2 separate regions of the Homo sapiens genome follow, and region 2 is linked to region 1. A link is a loop called in an ENCODE intact Hi-C map of the cell type or tissue named here. Cell type or tissue: PC-3. All regions are shown on one strand. Links, peaks and the distances in the headings refer to the core of each region. The heading gives the core; the rest is flanking DNA.

Region 1 (7,932 bases), core at 1,540-5,539:
GACACAGGGGAAAAGAGTACTTTTTCTCTACAACCAGAGCACAATATTCACCCAAACGCTGGAGGAGACACCCATGTCTGCAAATAATCTGCAGCACCCATATGAAAGTCTCATAAACAGAGTTTAGGCAAATAATAAACAACATTGGCACAGATCAGGCCTGAGGACAGGAATCTGGTGGGGAGTGGGATAAGGGGGTAAGCCATTTCACTGTGCATCTCTTACTTCATTGGCTTCATATAAGAGCAAGGCCTGTTTATGGCAAAAAACATAACAGGACAGAAAGATATAGAAAATAAAAATTGTAAGTTTTCCATCCACATGCCCTATTCAAAAGTAAATACTATTAAGTTTTTCCAGGTTCTTTATAGATTTCCCGTGTGTGTGTGTGTGTGTGTGTGTGTGTGTGTGTGTGTCTATGGGGTGGGAGGGGTGAATAAGACTACATTATGTGTACTATACTGTGGCATTCAGCCACAGAAATTTCTTAGTGGGTGGTTCTGTTAAAGTAATAAATACACAGGACTATAAAATGCTTAGCAGATCCCATCCAACCAAAATGAAATTCAAAGTAGGTTAAAAAAATAACAATTTAAACAGCCTAGGCATTTTGAACAGTTTTATTAATTTCAAATCTTTTGAATGCTTATTATTAAACGGGAAAGCTTTCATTATTGCCCCACATACTTATCAGGGAAATGAAACCTTTCCTTTCACTTGAAGTGTTTTGACAGAATTTCTGAAAACAAGAAAGGAAGGGCCTCCAGGGGAAAGCCAGCACACCCGGCAAATGAGATTCTGGCACTCCTCCTTAGGAGAGGGTCTATTTTCAGTGAGTTACTTACTGTGCCCAGTAGATATCACACAAAACCAGACTCTGCAATAAAAAGCTACAGAAGACCTTATACGTTGAGTTACTTTAGGTTTTGTAAAAAGTTATAGTGGTCTTTAAAGACATCTTAGACACATCAAAAAATAATTGATAAACAATAAATCAAATAACAAAACTAAGCTATACTCTTTTTCTTTTTCTTCTTGTCTTTATTTTACAGAAAGGACTTTTGTGGTAAGAAATCTAATAAAGTCCGGTGGCCAAGTCATCCTTTATTCTAAATACACACTCTCGGCTGAAAGTGGCTATAGCACATGAGGGCCCAAAGTGTTGACATCAAGCTTCTGGGGCTGGGATACACCACTGGGCCAAGTGGACCACCAAACACACAGTGAAATCCTCGGGCTTTGATGGGGTCTCAAATGAACCTTCTATCAGAAACTGCATGTACAGATACAGCTTGACTAACTCCTTATACACAATGGATAGTCTATAAATATGCACTGAGTGAATGAATAAATGATTTTGAAAGTCAGCATATTGTCAAGTTGTCCCCTGGTGACAGGTTACATTCCTAAGGATACTGAACAGAAAAGGGGATGATATATGGTGCCAAGAAAGAAGTAGTAAGGTTATTTAAAGATCAGCATCTTCTCTGGCCCACAGTAAAACTGTATAAGTGGATTAAATAAATCTGCAAAGAATCCCCAAACCTTCCACTATACCCCAACAGGGTATGGCTTGGTTTTGTTATTTATTATTTACTATTTGATTTGTCTAAGATGTCTTTGAAGACCACTATGAATTTTTTTAAAAACCTAAAATAATTCAATATTATAAAGTCCTCTGTAGAAAAGTCTTCCTTATTCATTCTTTTGTCATCCTCCTCTTTTTACCCATGGCATATAACCAGTGAAGCTCATATCCCTGCCATGACTTTTTCCTCCTCTTGCACAACCTACATTCCTGACAATCCTGTTAAACTAATTTGCACTAAGGTCTAAATGACTGACACCATTGAACCTATTCTATCAGGATTCTTTATTTTTTAAAAAAACACACAGACATTCATCTTCAATCTTTTTAATGTCTCAGGATACTTTTATAGCCAGGTGAGCCTTCCAGTACCTCTGAAATCACTGTGCAGCATGACGACCTCTGTGGCTACTCATACAACAGGATTTGCCCATACCTAGAGTTATGCACTGGTCTCACACCATTTACAGTGATCTTAAACTATACTCCTTAGCCATAATCTGAGGAAAGAGGACCAAAATATCAGTTTAATTCCAAGCTTTGGCTTGGCCAGAAGGAAAGCCTCTTCTAGATACCCTACTGAAAACAAGTCAGTTGTAGGCACCCACTTTATTTACATAACAAAAGTCCCATATATAGTGCAGTCAGTCACAATACTTAAAAGATTAAGCTGAGGTTGTAAGAGCTGCAAACGCTGTTTCCCCATGCTATGTTACATAGTAATCTAGAATATCTGTGGCCCAGATGTAGACTAGTTAGCACTTGTTAGGTATAACTATGGTTTGAAGAATTGCTTGTAGCTAATCATGATACCCATATCTGGCCTGGGATGTATATTTTGTAGTGGCTTCTCTGAAGGGATTTGCAAACAGAATTATTTAAATATGCTTATCATTAGCAGTTTAAAAAAATGACATTTTGGCAGGAGATTAATTTTTAACTTGGCAGCTGTTTTCAGACAGATTGTTGTCAGGTTATTACAGTGACTAACTTTGAAGGAAGGAGGAAATTTATGGGAGATTATTAGGTTTTCAGACCTTCAAGCTTGCAATTCCCAAAAGAGGCAAATTTTCTGTCAACACTGAGATACGGGGCCTCAAAAACGCTGCAATGTTTGCATCTTTGAGACCTGATTTCAATAATAACCCCACATGTCGAGAACTAAAAATATTCCTTAAAAGTGAAATATTCTTCAAATATACTGTTCAATTGATAAATTGGAGATTTATATGGAAGTACATTACAGAGGAGCAAGGTAATATATTGGAAAGGGCTCTGAACAGAAAGTTTGGAGACCTGCATTCAAGTGCTAACTCTGAGAGGATTGCTAACCCGGTGAGCACCTGCAGACCTCGGCCTCAGTTTCTTCATCTGTTAGATAAGAGTATTTACAGAGGATCATTAAAGTGTTTTGGTGAAAAGTCCATGCACCTCTGAAACCAGCCCAAGCAGATCAAGTTTTGCCCAAGTTGTCCTGTAATGTACACAAAGACCACAGGGTGTCTCTCTACCTAATGCACAGCCTGGAAACCCACACACAGTTCCTAGATCCCATTGCCCCTAATTTTATTGCCTTGACTTTCAGTCACCATTCATTAGAAAGCCGTGTCACCTGAAAGTCCAGACAATAAACCTGAGGGGCAATAATGCAAAATTATGTTTGGTTATTGGCTAGCAGAATAGAAAAGAGAAGGGCTTCTTGGAGAAATCTATTTGAACACAGCTTTGAATGTATTAGCAAATTTCTAGTTTATAATATAAAGTAACAAGTCACAAATCAAATTTCTATGAAACATCAGGCCACACGACAGAAATACCATAAAGTAGTCACCAATATTCCATCTGATTCCCTCTCATGAAAAAGAAACCCCAGATAATTATACTTCGAGCATTGTAGAAGTAAGTCAGATTATTCTCAATCAGAAAAAGATGACCCAAGACAACAAACTCACATCTTAGTTTAACGTAAAAAGCTATCAGAATATATACTCTTCCAAAAATCTAAACCATAACCAAAATGGAAATCCAATCTATTTTCCAATAATAAGAAGCAAGAGTAAATTTAAAAAAATATAGAAAATGATTTAAACTTTTTATTTATTTTTTTATTTTTTACAAACAGGCCATCAGATAAGATGGGTGAATTCATTAAAAAGATCCTCACTTGAATGTCTTACAGGTCTTAAACTCAAATAATGTTTTTCAGTTCTCCCTTTGGGTGACATAAATCATAAATATAAGGGCATGTAAGACTTTATAAGACTCAGGATAAGATGGTAGGCATAGTTTTGAAACACGACAAAGAAGCCATACCTTGAAATCATATGTGGCATCTGGGTTTTCATCACAGGCAATAACTTCTGGTGCCATCCAGTAGGGAGTTCCAATGAAAGTATTCCTCCTGCCCACTGTTCGATCAAGCTGAGCACTGACTCCAAAGTCCACTATTTAAGAAAAGACAAGTAAATAAAGTCTGTGATCATAGGTTTTAGATAGCGATAAAATGAATGTGAATTATTTTATTGTGGTAAAACATAAGTAACATAAAGTGTACAATTTTGACCATTTTCAAATGTACATTTCTGGGGCACTAAGCACATCCACACTGTTGTGCAACCTTCACCACTGTCCATCTCCAGAATTTCTCATCTTCCCCAGCTGAAACTTTGTACCTATTAAACAATAGCTCCCAATTCCCCCTTGCCCCAACCCCTGGCAATTATTCTACTTTCCATCTCTATAAATTTGACTATTCTCACTACCTTGTATAAGTGGAATCATACAGTATTTGTCTTTTTGTGACTGGCTTATTTCAGTTAGCATAATATCATCAAGGTTCATCCACGTTGCAGCATGTGTTAGAATTTCCTTCCTTCTCAAGGTTGAATAATATTCCATTGTGTGTATGGACCACATTTTGTTTATCTGTTCACCTGTTGATGGGCACCTGGGTTGCTTCTACCTTTTCTATATTGTGAATATGTTTTTAAACTGCATGAGAAATGGATGAAGTGTACCCATGAGGAAGGCACAAAGAATTACATTTGATTACACCAAGGCTTCACAGGGACCAAAAATAGGTGTTAAAAAAAAGTAAGCTTGGTTGTCAGAAAGGGTAGTATTTTGGGGATACAAGACAAGTGATTAAAAGCAAAAGTCTGAGTCAGACTGCCTAAGTTTGTATCTCATTTCTGCCGCTACTAGTGGTATGACCTAGGGCTAGTAGATCAACCTCTCTGAGCTTCGGTTTCCTAATCTGTAAAATGAGGATGATGACATCTACACAGAGTTGCTCTGATGTTTATGAGAGATAATCTATAGAAAATTGTCTTGTACAGGGCCTGGCATATAATATATACTCAACAAGTAACTGTTAATTAGTGAAGTAAGAATGCTCTCAGGATAGCTTATCTAGTTGATACATATATAACTGCTTAGCCTACATAATGTATACTTTTGTTTTTAAAAGAGAATATTCATGAGGTGAGAAAGTTTGGTCCCAAATGTTAACTAAGAAAAAAAATGGAAGTCATATATTTCAACAAAAAGGAAGAGCAAATGTTTGGGATATAAACATAGAAGATGTTTAAATCTCTTTGAAAATATACAATCATATGGACAGCGATTCTTTTCTAGATGACAAGTTACATATCCTACTGGATATTTGTCAATTCATGCTCTTACTCATATACATCAAGCAGTCAAATGCATGTGGTAATTCTCTATTTGGGCAGTCCCAGATTTGTTGCGGAAAGAGCTCTAACAGATACGCCAAAGAGAAGGATTCTCCCACTGATGGAAGTGGGGGTAATCAGTATGCACCTAAAGTAGAATATTAAGTATCCACTTTGCACGGGAGCCCAAGGTAATAACAAAATCAATGTAAATATAACTTAAACCTATGGGAATATAGCAGGAATTGATTATTCTGAATATGCCTGTGTATATTTTAATGGAAAAAAATTGGGTCCTAGTGCTCTGTTATAGCAGCAACAGTATAAACAAACTGTAAGATATAGGAGGCCATTTCAAAGTTTGTCACTTCTAATCTCTGCTGAAACAAAAAAATCTCAATTATTTCTATATATTGATTAAGCAAGTGGTTCTGTTCCCACATTATATATAATTCATTCCTCAGAATGCCTTGAGAAAATATTTTTTAAAATAGGCAAAGAAACATTTTCCTTTCCATTTTTAGGGCAATGCTCTCCAAATCCACGGTGACAAATTAACATTAATTTTTTTAGAGCTGTTAATATAATCTCATCACTTCCTGCAATTCCAAGGCTCACAGGATTCTGCTCTTACCTAGTTTAACTTCTGCATTTTCAGTCAGCAAGACATTTTGCCCTTTAATATCTCGATGAATCACTTTATGCTGGTGCAGGTGACTCAGCCCCTGGAGTGATGGAGAGTTAAGAAGGGTTAATAGGAACATAAGCCAAGATGCCAATAAATTATTTTGACTGTTAAGGATCCAAAAACTTTACACTCACCCAGACATACTTTTCAGAATTATAATCACATCTTTCATGTGCTCATAGTGCTCTTCTAACTGTAGGCAATTCATCAATATAAATTAAAGTACCCAGGCAGTCCTTGCAATGCATGGTGCTGTGTTTAATGAAATGCTTGCATATTGGATCTGATTATCAGGTATCAGGGAACCACACAAGTAATTATACGGTTCCAACATGAACATGAGTTTCAGTTAATACTACTGTGAAAAGCGAAGTTTAAACAGTTTAAAATAGAACCATCTACACAGTCTCTGTACAGAAAACTAACCTGATTTAACTGAATCCCTGCAGGATATTTGAATTTAAAAGTTAAAATTTACATTCTGTTATCCAATTTCATTGAATGATTGATTGACTGAGACAGAGCCTTACTCTGTCGCCCAGGCTGGAGTGCAATGGCGTGGTCTGGGCTCACTGCAACCTCTGTGTCTTGGATTCAAGCGACTGCCTCAGCCTCCAGAGTAGCTGGGATTACAGGTGCCTGCCACCACGCCAGGCTAATTTATTTTAGTACAGACAGGGTTTCACCATGTTGGCCAGGCTGGTCTTGAACTCCTGACCTCAGGTGATCCATTCACTTCGGCCTCCCAAAGTGCTGGGAATCCAGGTGTGAGCCACAGCACCCGGCCTTGTTATACAATTTTAATTAAGCGAAGTAAAATATTTCTCAGACCAGCCAAGAAATTTCCCATTGGCTTTACCCATTGTGCCTTACATTTAAAAAGGAATACAGTTTCTATTTCTTTTGTTGGCATTCATCACTGTCATTTTTAGTTTATGCTAGTTTATGCTATTTGTGACTTTGTGCTCATTATGTGAGAATTATTCAGTGACAACTAAACCTGTTTGTGTTCCATTTCTTCATGAATTACTCTGTTTTTGGCTTCTTTGTGGTGTGAATTCTTTAACCTACAGACTTACTCTAAAGTAGTCATATATTTTTCAGATAAATTATAATCTAAAATAATCTAAAAATGGAGTCTTAAAGCAAATTATTTTATGCTAACACCTGATAATTCAATGTATCGGGTCCCCGAGTGTTCTTTATTACCTTTAATTTTTTGTGCTTTTCATCTTCTCCACAACAACAAAATCATGGTATGAAAAATGAGGTTGACAGGAAAAGAAACAAACCTAGATATCTGAATTCTCTTGTCAAAGAAATTCAGCATGAGAGTACAGAGGTCCAAAAAGACCCACATATACATTTAGAGATATCAGAAAACATAAACCATGTTATAGAAGGGTTTGAGGCACTGGTTTAGGTCTTAAAAAATTGCCTTTCTTATCTGTTCAGTTTGTCACAGGGTAGGCATCAGGGGTTTAAATGTGTGGTTTTCACAAAATTTATGTACCCCATAAATCCTTAAGAGAGGGACTGAAGATCCCTTTCCCTCTTTCACTACTGAAGTGGTTGAAAGCAGATACCAGAGCATGGAAGTGAGCCAAAAGTTCTTTTAATGAGATCATACAATGCATGGAGGTCACCTCCAAAACCTCTTGTGGCCAGAGACCTTTGGGTGATCAAATGTCTCTTCCAGTGAGTCATGTCTGAAATGCTGGTATCATTTCGGAGAATATACTGGAAAAAGGAGGAAAGCCATTGTTTCCACACATTGAGAATGTGTGAAAGGTATTGAGAGATGCTCATGTGATGAAACATCCCTGCTGCTTTTAGAACCATGAAGATTAGATCAAATGACTGATCCTCTGTAGGGTTCCCCAGCAGTGCAGAAAGGCATATTGGGCAGAACCAGCCCTAGAGACCTGACAGGTTCTTGGCAGCCACTGAGTGGTCAGGATGACTAAATAATCCATTATGCT
Region 2 (7,932 bases), core at 1,314-5,313, 340 kb after region 1:
GTTTTATTTATTATTATTATTATTTTTTGAGACAGAGTCTTGCTCTGTTGCCCAGGCTGGAGTGCAGTGGTGTGATCTCGGCTCACCACAACCTCCACCTCCTGGGTTCAAGCAATTCTCCTGCCTCAGCCTCCTGAGTAGCTGGGACTACAGGCACATGCCACCTTGCCTGGCTATTTTTTGTATTTTTAGTAGAGATGGGGCTTCACTATGTTGGCCAGGCTGGTCTTGAACTCCTGGCCTCGTGATCCACCAGCTTCGGCCTCCCACAGTGCTGGGATTACAGGCATGAGTCACCGTGCCCGGCCCCAAAGACATTTATTAATCAAAGGACCAGAAGCTCTTAGTCTGGAATATTTCAATCCTAATACAATCTAAGCACACATGTTCCTGTGCTTTTAGGTGCATACAAAGATATATTCATGATTTTTCCAGGTATGGTGATCAATAAAACTGAGAGGACCTCAAGACTCACAAATTGATGATGAAGTTGGGCCTAGATGAACTAATGAATTTTTTTTTTTTTTTTTCAGATGGATTTTCGCTCTGTCACCCAGGCTGGAGTGCAGTGGTGCAATTTTGGCTTACTGCAAGCTCCGCCTCCCAGATTCACGCCATTCTCCTGCCTCAGCTTCCCGTGTAGCTGGGACTACAGGTGCCCGCCACCATGCCCAGCTAATTTTTTGTATTTTTTTGTTAGAGACAGGGTTTCACCATGTTAGCCAGGATGGTCTCGATCTCCTGCCCTCATGATCCACCCGTCTTGGCCTCCCAAAGTGCTGGGATTACAGGCGTGAGCCACGGCGCCCAGCCCAAACTAATGAAGCATTTTTAAAATTTTAATTCCCTTCAGATCCTGAACAAGCATTTTATTTATTTATGTATTTATTTATTTATTTTAGAGATAGGATCTTGCTCTGTTGCCCAGGCTGGAGTGCAGTGGTGTGATCATGGCTCACTGCAGCCTCAATCTCCTTGGGCTCAAACAATCTTCCCACCTCAGCCTCCCAAGTTGTTTGGACTACAGGCATGCCCCACCATGCTTGGCTAATTTTTCTATTTTTTGTAGAGATGGGGTTTTGCCATGTTGCCCAAACTGGTCTTGAACTCCTGAACTCAAGCAATCCTTCCGCCTCTGCCTCTCAAAGTGTTGGGATTACAGGCATGAGCCACTGCACCCAGTCTGCTTGTATTTTTTGTTAAATCAGGAAGAATTTTGTAAAGGACATCAATTGAATAATCATGTGGCTTGGCTTTGATAATTATATCTGATACTTTTATGGTGGTTTCTCATTTCAAAGAGTCTTCCAATTTGAGTCTCAAACCTGCCCTGGAAGAAATTCAAGACTGGAATTTTCATTCACATTTCACAAATGAGGAAACTGAAGTTTAAAGTTTAAAGGCCTGATTTTTTCCAGGCCTCCCACCTCATAGTCTAGGACGGTTTCATGACAATAAAGTGGCTTTTCTTAAGCCAGCAAGCAAGTTCCAACCCAGTGAAAGAAAGAAATAGAAATGTCATGGACATAGAGGTGAGATAAAACCTTTCATGAAGTCATTGTGATAGTTAATATTGAGTGTCAACTTGATTGGATTGAAGGATGCAAAGTATTGTTCCTGGGTGTGTCTGTGAGGGTGTTGACAAAGGAAATTAATATTTGAGTCAGTGGACTAGGGGAGGCAGACCCACCCTCAATTTGGGTGGGCACCATCTAATCAGCTGCCAGTGTGGCTAGAATAAAGCAGGCAGGAGAAGATGGAAGAGCAGACTCACTGAGTCTTACAGCCTTCATCTTTCTCCCATGTTGGATGCTTCCTGCCCTCGAGCATCAGACTCCAAGTTCTTCAGCTTTTGGACTCTTGGACTTAAATCAATGGTTTGCCAAAGGATCTCCAGTCTTTGGCCACAGACTGAAGCCTGAACTGTCAGCTTCCCTCCTTTTGAGGTTTTGGGACTTGGACTGATCCACCCACTGGCTTCCTTGCTCCTTAACTTGCAGACGGCCTATGTGGGACTTTACCGTGTGATCGTGTGAGTCAGTTCTCCTTAATAAACTCCCTTTCATGTATACATATATCCTATTAGTTCTGTCCCTCTAGAGAACCCTGGCTGATACAGGCATTAAGGAGAGATTTTTTATAATTTTTAAAGAACTGCCCAAGTGAAATGGATATTCTTTTTTATACTATGGGTCTACACAATTCCTTACCTATAATTCTTGCAGATGTATGTATTTTGAAATTTAGAATATTCCAGATAAATATTTGAACACACACACATACATTCCATCAGGGAACACCTTATAATTAAACATAGTAATTTTTGCAGCATAACATGTAAATATTCATACTAAATGAGATAAAGATTGTACAGATTATGAATAGTTTCAGAGTTTATTGCCAAATGAGCTTGCTACAGATCTATAAGCAAAACAAAAGAAAAATTTTTTGTTGGGACTAGATGAACTAATGAAGCTTTTTTTTAAAAAAGAAGCATTTTTTTCAGAGATTTTTGGACTTTAGAATTGTGGAAAATAGATTGTGGAATTGCATTCAGACTATGAAACTGATCATTCTCTCAGTGTTTTCTGCTGTTGGGAACATCACTTGCTCGCCTAGTGGGGTTTGTTCTCAAACTTTGTGCAGGAAAGATGACTTGAACAGAGTTTACACCTGCTGTCCTGTGCTTCCCTAACTGGCATGCTCACAAAGAAAGGGCCTCAGCTAAGTTTGAAGTATGGTTTCAGGCTTTGGGAAGACAAGCCAGTCAAGCCAGCTAATAAACTCTTTTATCCAAAATCCCTAAGGGGGAGGAGAAAAAAGAAAAAGAAATTAAAATGGAATAGCAGCCTGCTTTCAACTTCATGAGAACTGATCACACAAGGAAGCCAGAGGCATCTCATCAAGAAAGTCCAAATTTGATGAAGCAATTTCACTCTGGAAGCCTTAGACTAGACAGACCTGCAATGAACCCATTATAAGGTCATCAAGATGGGTGAGAGAAGTGGGATCCGTACATTAATATTAATGGCAGTAATAACTGTGATACCGCTCCCCATTTCAGTCTCTGCCGGGAAGAAAAGCTTGGGCCCTTTCCTACGCCAAGAGGAGACAGAGAACATTTTCCAAGGACACTTAAGACTTGCTGTCCCTTTACAATTGGCCTTTTTTCCCAGAACACTTCACATGGAGCAGCGTAAGTTTTGCTGTCTGGTCCTCTTCGGTGGAAGGTCATTTTGTATCCAAGGTGACAGCTCTCTCTGGGGATAGGTATGTGACGTGGAGGTAGATAAGTGGATGGTGTGGGGATGAGCCCAGGGCCCATGGGGCCCTTAAGGTGATGGCCTGCACCCTGTGGTGGTCTGCTGAAAGAGCAGAACACTGCTGCTGCTGCTGCTGCTGCTGCTGCTGCTGACTCAGTGTGTGACTCAGTGTGTGCCGTGATATCTGAGCAACTGCCCAGCAAGCAGCAGAAGGGGAAAGGTCCACGTCTGATAAAGGAGACAGGAAATGCATTTTGAACAAAGCTTTTATTATTTTTTTTAATTCTCTGCTCTCATTCATTTTCCACATACTTTATCCACAATGACCTTTGAAATCTAATCAATTGTTTGGTATCTTCCTTGTTATGAAAAAAAAATATCAGGCCACTAATTTTCTCCATTCTAACGTCTTTTGCAGAATGATTCCCTTCTCTTTTGGTGCAACTGATTCGATGCAATTTTTGAAAAGACCGTATTTTCAGCACTTCCTGTGTGTGCAGAACTCTTTTTTCTCTTGAGACGGAGTCTTGCTCTGTCGCCCAGGCTGGAGTGCAGTGGCGCGATCTCGGCTCACTGCAAGCTCCGCCTCCCGGGTTCAGGCCATTCTCCTGCCTCAGCCTCCCGAGTAGGTGGGAATACAGCCTCCCGCCACCATGCTCAGCTAATTTTTTGTACTTTTAGTAGAGACGGGGTTTCGCCTTATTAGTCAGGATGGTCTCGATCTTCTGGTCTCATGATCCACCCGCCTCGGCCTCCCAAAGTGCTGGGATTACAGGCCTGAGCCACCGCGCCCAGCTGCGGAACTCTGATGCCACAGATACCTGGGTTTGAATTCCAGGCCCATCATTTTCTAACCATGTGAATCTGGGCAAATTACTTAGCCATCATGAGATGTAATTTCCTCAATTGTAAAATGGCAATAATATATGAGATGTTTGCTGTGAGAATGAAGTGAGGTAATAGGAGTGCTTATTACAAAACAGACACAGGAATAGTTTATTATAACTAGATGCTAAGAGGAACTTAAAGGTAAATAAAACACATATGCACACACATACACACTTCTTTAATGCAAGGAAAATATATAAAGGATTTTGGAAGTGACTTGAGAGCATACGGTACAGAGAAATTGAACCATACAGTGGAGAGTGTGCATTAGATCCAGGCCTGGGCAAACACATGGACTATCAATAGGCTGGGTAATGGGAGTGAGGAGAATGAGGACGTAAAGGATGCTTCTAGGCAGAAAACATGGTGACACAGAGGCAGGAAAGAACTGAGGAGGAATTACAGAAAAAGACCCAGACTTTTCCAGTACCATAAGGATTGAAAGTATCCTTTCTCAATAGCCTCACAACTACTCCTTTCATTATAGAAGTAAGTGTTCTGATTTGAGGTTTGAAAAATAATCACTCTAGCATTTGTTTGAGCATTGCAACACATATAATCAGGGCGAGGTTAGGAGGGAGAAGAGAGTGGGAAGTTAGCTACTTGAGATTATTGAGGGCTTTGAATGTCACAAAAGGGAATGAGACTTTTTGCATGTGTTGTATAGTGAGGAGTCCTTTTGGACCTGAGTGGCACCAGTTTCAGAAGGTTACACCATCGATGTACAGATTAATTAGAAGTGGGATAGGGAGGCCGAGGCGGGCGGATCACGAGGTCAGGAGATGGAGACCATCCTGGCTAACACGGTGAAACCCCGTCTCTACTAAAAATACAAAAAATCAGCCGGGTGTGGTGGCACGTGCCTGTAGTCCCAGCTACTCAGGAGGCTGAGGCAGGAGAACTGCTTGAAACCGGGAGGCGGAGCTTGCAGTGAGCCGAGATCGCACCACTGCACTCCAACCTGGGCGACAGAGCGAGACTCTGTCTCAAAAAAAAAAAAGAAAAGAAAAGAAAAGAAAAGAAAAAGACGTGGGATAGACAAGGGCTGGGAAAGAGGGTTAACCAAAGGGTTATTGTAGAAAGGCAGGAGAAATGGAAAAGGTGAGTTAGAAGAGACACGTAGAGAAGGGGCTAGTTGTATGTGTTTATTGAGTAAATGTGGAGAAAAGAAAGGTATTGCAAATAACACTAAGATGTCTAGGCTGGGTGACTAAGAAAAGGAAGTCTCTTTTACTTGGATAGTAGTCAGAAGACCTGGGTTCGGGGATGGAGGATGATTAATTCCATTCTATGTATTCTATTTTTAAACTGATAGAGATACATTCACAGGGTGGCTTGGAGCTCACGATAGTTACTAGCTGGAGCTGTGGCTGTAGAAAGCCTCTTAATTGAAGTGATAGGAAGAAGTGGAAGGTTATTAGACAACTAAGGCAGTGTGGCAAGAAGGTGGTCAATACTCGAAGGGGATGGCTGAGTCCAAACTCTCCCTTTCATAGCCTTTTTACCCACAGAAGTTCTCAACTTCATTTATTCATATCAAAGAGTGACTGATGATATCTTAAAATGTCATGTCTTATGGAGATTTACATTTTACTGGGGATCAAAGCCCTGAAATAAAGAAATTAAGCCCCAGACAAGAAATCCAGAAGTCGTGGGAAAGGTGACCATGTGACCACCACTAACACGCAAAGGCCTCTAATATGCAATGGCCACTGGACCAGCCACCCCCTTGACAATCTAAAGGAGAATGCAGTGAATACGAAGGAGGTTTTCCCAAAGTACAAAATACAAGTATGCACGTACAGTCAATCCTCATTATTCACAGATTCCATATTGTAAGTTCACCTACTCACTATAATTATTTGTGGCATCAAAATTTACACTTATAGCACATTCCTGATCATTCTTGGATGTGCACAGGGTTGTGAAAAATTTGAGTTGCTCAACAAGCACTTTCCCAGCTGAGGTCAAACAAGGCAATACTCTGCATTCTTGTTTCAGCTCATAATGTAAACAGTGTCTTTCTCTTGCTCTATTTAGTGCAATGCTTTTTGCATTTTTGTGCTTTTTGTTGATTTTGCTGTTTAAGATGGCCCCCTAGCATACTGCTGAAGTACTCTCTAGTGTTCCTAAGTGCAAGAAGGCTGTGATGTGTCATATAGAGAAAATTCATGTGTTAGATAAGCTTTATTCAGGTATCGTTACAGTGCTGTTGGCTGTGATTTATATGTTAATAATTCAATAATATATATTAAATAAGGTGTGTTTAAAGAGAAAGAGAAAACAAGGTTATATACTGATAAGTTGACAAAAATGTTGGGATCAGAGGCTTGCAGGAACCTAGCCTTGTATTTCCCCTAGGATCAATGGTTTACAATTCACTAATTCAGTATTTGCAGTGACTTTATTTAACTTAGCTATTGTGAATAACAAGAATCAATTGAATTTCTATTTGTCTTATAGGAGAGAGGCATTGTGGTTTTCCCTCAGCTTTACAGATGTGTAACTGACAAATAAAAATTGTATATTTTTAAAGCATACAACATGATGTTTTGATATATGTATACATTGTGAAATGATTACTGCAATTCAGTTAATTAACATATCTATCAACTTAGTTATCATTTTGTGTGTATGTAATAAGAAAATGCAAGATCTATTGTCTTTGCAAATCTCAAGTATATAAAACAGTATTATTAACCATAGTCACCATATTGTACAATAGATCTCCAGAGCTTGCTGATATCGTCTAATTGAAACTTTGTACCCTGTAACTAATATCTTCTTACCCCAACATCCATCCCTGGAAAACATTGTTCTACTTTCTGCTTCTATTAATTTAACTTTCTTAGATTCCACATATGAGATCATGCAGTATCTGTCTTTCTGTGTCTGGCTTATTTGTCTTAGCATAATTTCCTCCAGGTTGCAAATGACAGGATTTCCTTCTTCTTTAAGGCTGAATAGTATTCCATTGTGTGTATGTGTGTGTGTATATATAATATATTATATATGTATATATATAAAATATATATGTATATGTATGTATGCACCATATTTAAAAAATTCATTCATCTATTAATGGACACCTCTGCTTATGTGCTGGCCCTGCTGGAGGGGTTCGTTCTGTCTGATCTAGGGACTCAGCCACTCACTTCCAATAACAGTGCTTGGTCCTTTCAACATACATCAATTCAAAAAATGAGTCACCATGCTTTACTATTAATAATAAGGTTACTCTCATTACAAAAGGTTTCCCAGTGGAAAAGTATCTAACAAGGGCAGAGCATTTGAAACAAGTGATGCAATCTGACAGAAGTGGGTAAATGCAACTGTCAAGCGTAGCTAGCTCCAGAGCCACAATGGCAAACATTTTTTATGTGATTAGAGAAGGTTTATAGTCAATGTAGATGGTAGTTTTCTTTCTTTATATGCCTGTCTGTTTTCTTGCCTGACTGCCTGCTTGTTCCTTTCATTCTTATAAGAGGTGAGATCAGACCAACTGTTTGATTGTATTGGAGGTTTGTAAGAAAATATAGAAAAAATAGGGCAACTTTAATATGGTTTGAAATGTGCTACAGTAAGGTGGGAACTCTTAAATACATTAGAAGGCCTTCCTAAAAGCTAACCATTTTAGGTACGAGAATCTCCCTACCCCCCTCCTCCCCAATTATAACTAAGAGAATATTCTGCTGAGCTGACAAAGACTAGCAAAATGTTTCTAAATCTATACATCTGGGAACTCTCATAACTCTTTTTCTAGGGAAAAAATTTTGCTTCT

What was found. Peaks named below come from ENCODE experiments on the same cell type or tissue, not always from the same donor. Only the 100,000 strongest peaks of a DNase experiment are listed, where the experiment ranks them.
Region 2: it touches region 1 in a loop (3-fold over the local background); 2 of 110 quality-filtered maps call a loop at or near these places.

Annotation. Positions count from the first base shown.
Region 1 is chr3:171,184,801-171,192,732 of GRCh38, forward strand. TNIK (TRAF2 and NCK interacting kinase) reads right to left here. Exons shown (of 33, transcript NM_015028.4): 6 at 5,897-5,987; 7 at 3,902-4,032. Among named protein-coding and RNA genes, the nearest start is that of MIR569, 82 kb to the left of the region's middle. RefSeq lists enhancers at 1,953-2,480, 4,890-4,939. In PC-3, for the core only: CTCF peaks have their summits at 3,086 and 3,288; a DNase peak (open chromatin) is centred at 3,091.
Region 2 is chr3:171,520,907-171,528,838 of GRCh38, forward strand. No RefSeq gene overlaps it. Among named protein-coding and RNA genes, the nearest start is that of TNIK, 64 kb to the left of the region's middle. In PC-3, for the core only: no CTCF peak of the experiment used is centred there; a DNase peak (open chromatin) is centred at 3,445; H3K4me3 peaks cover 303 bases; H3K27ac peaks cover 1,165 bases.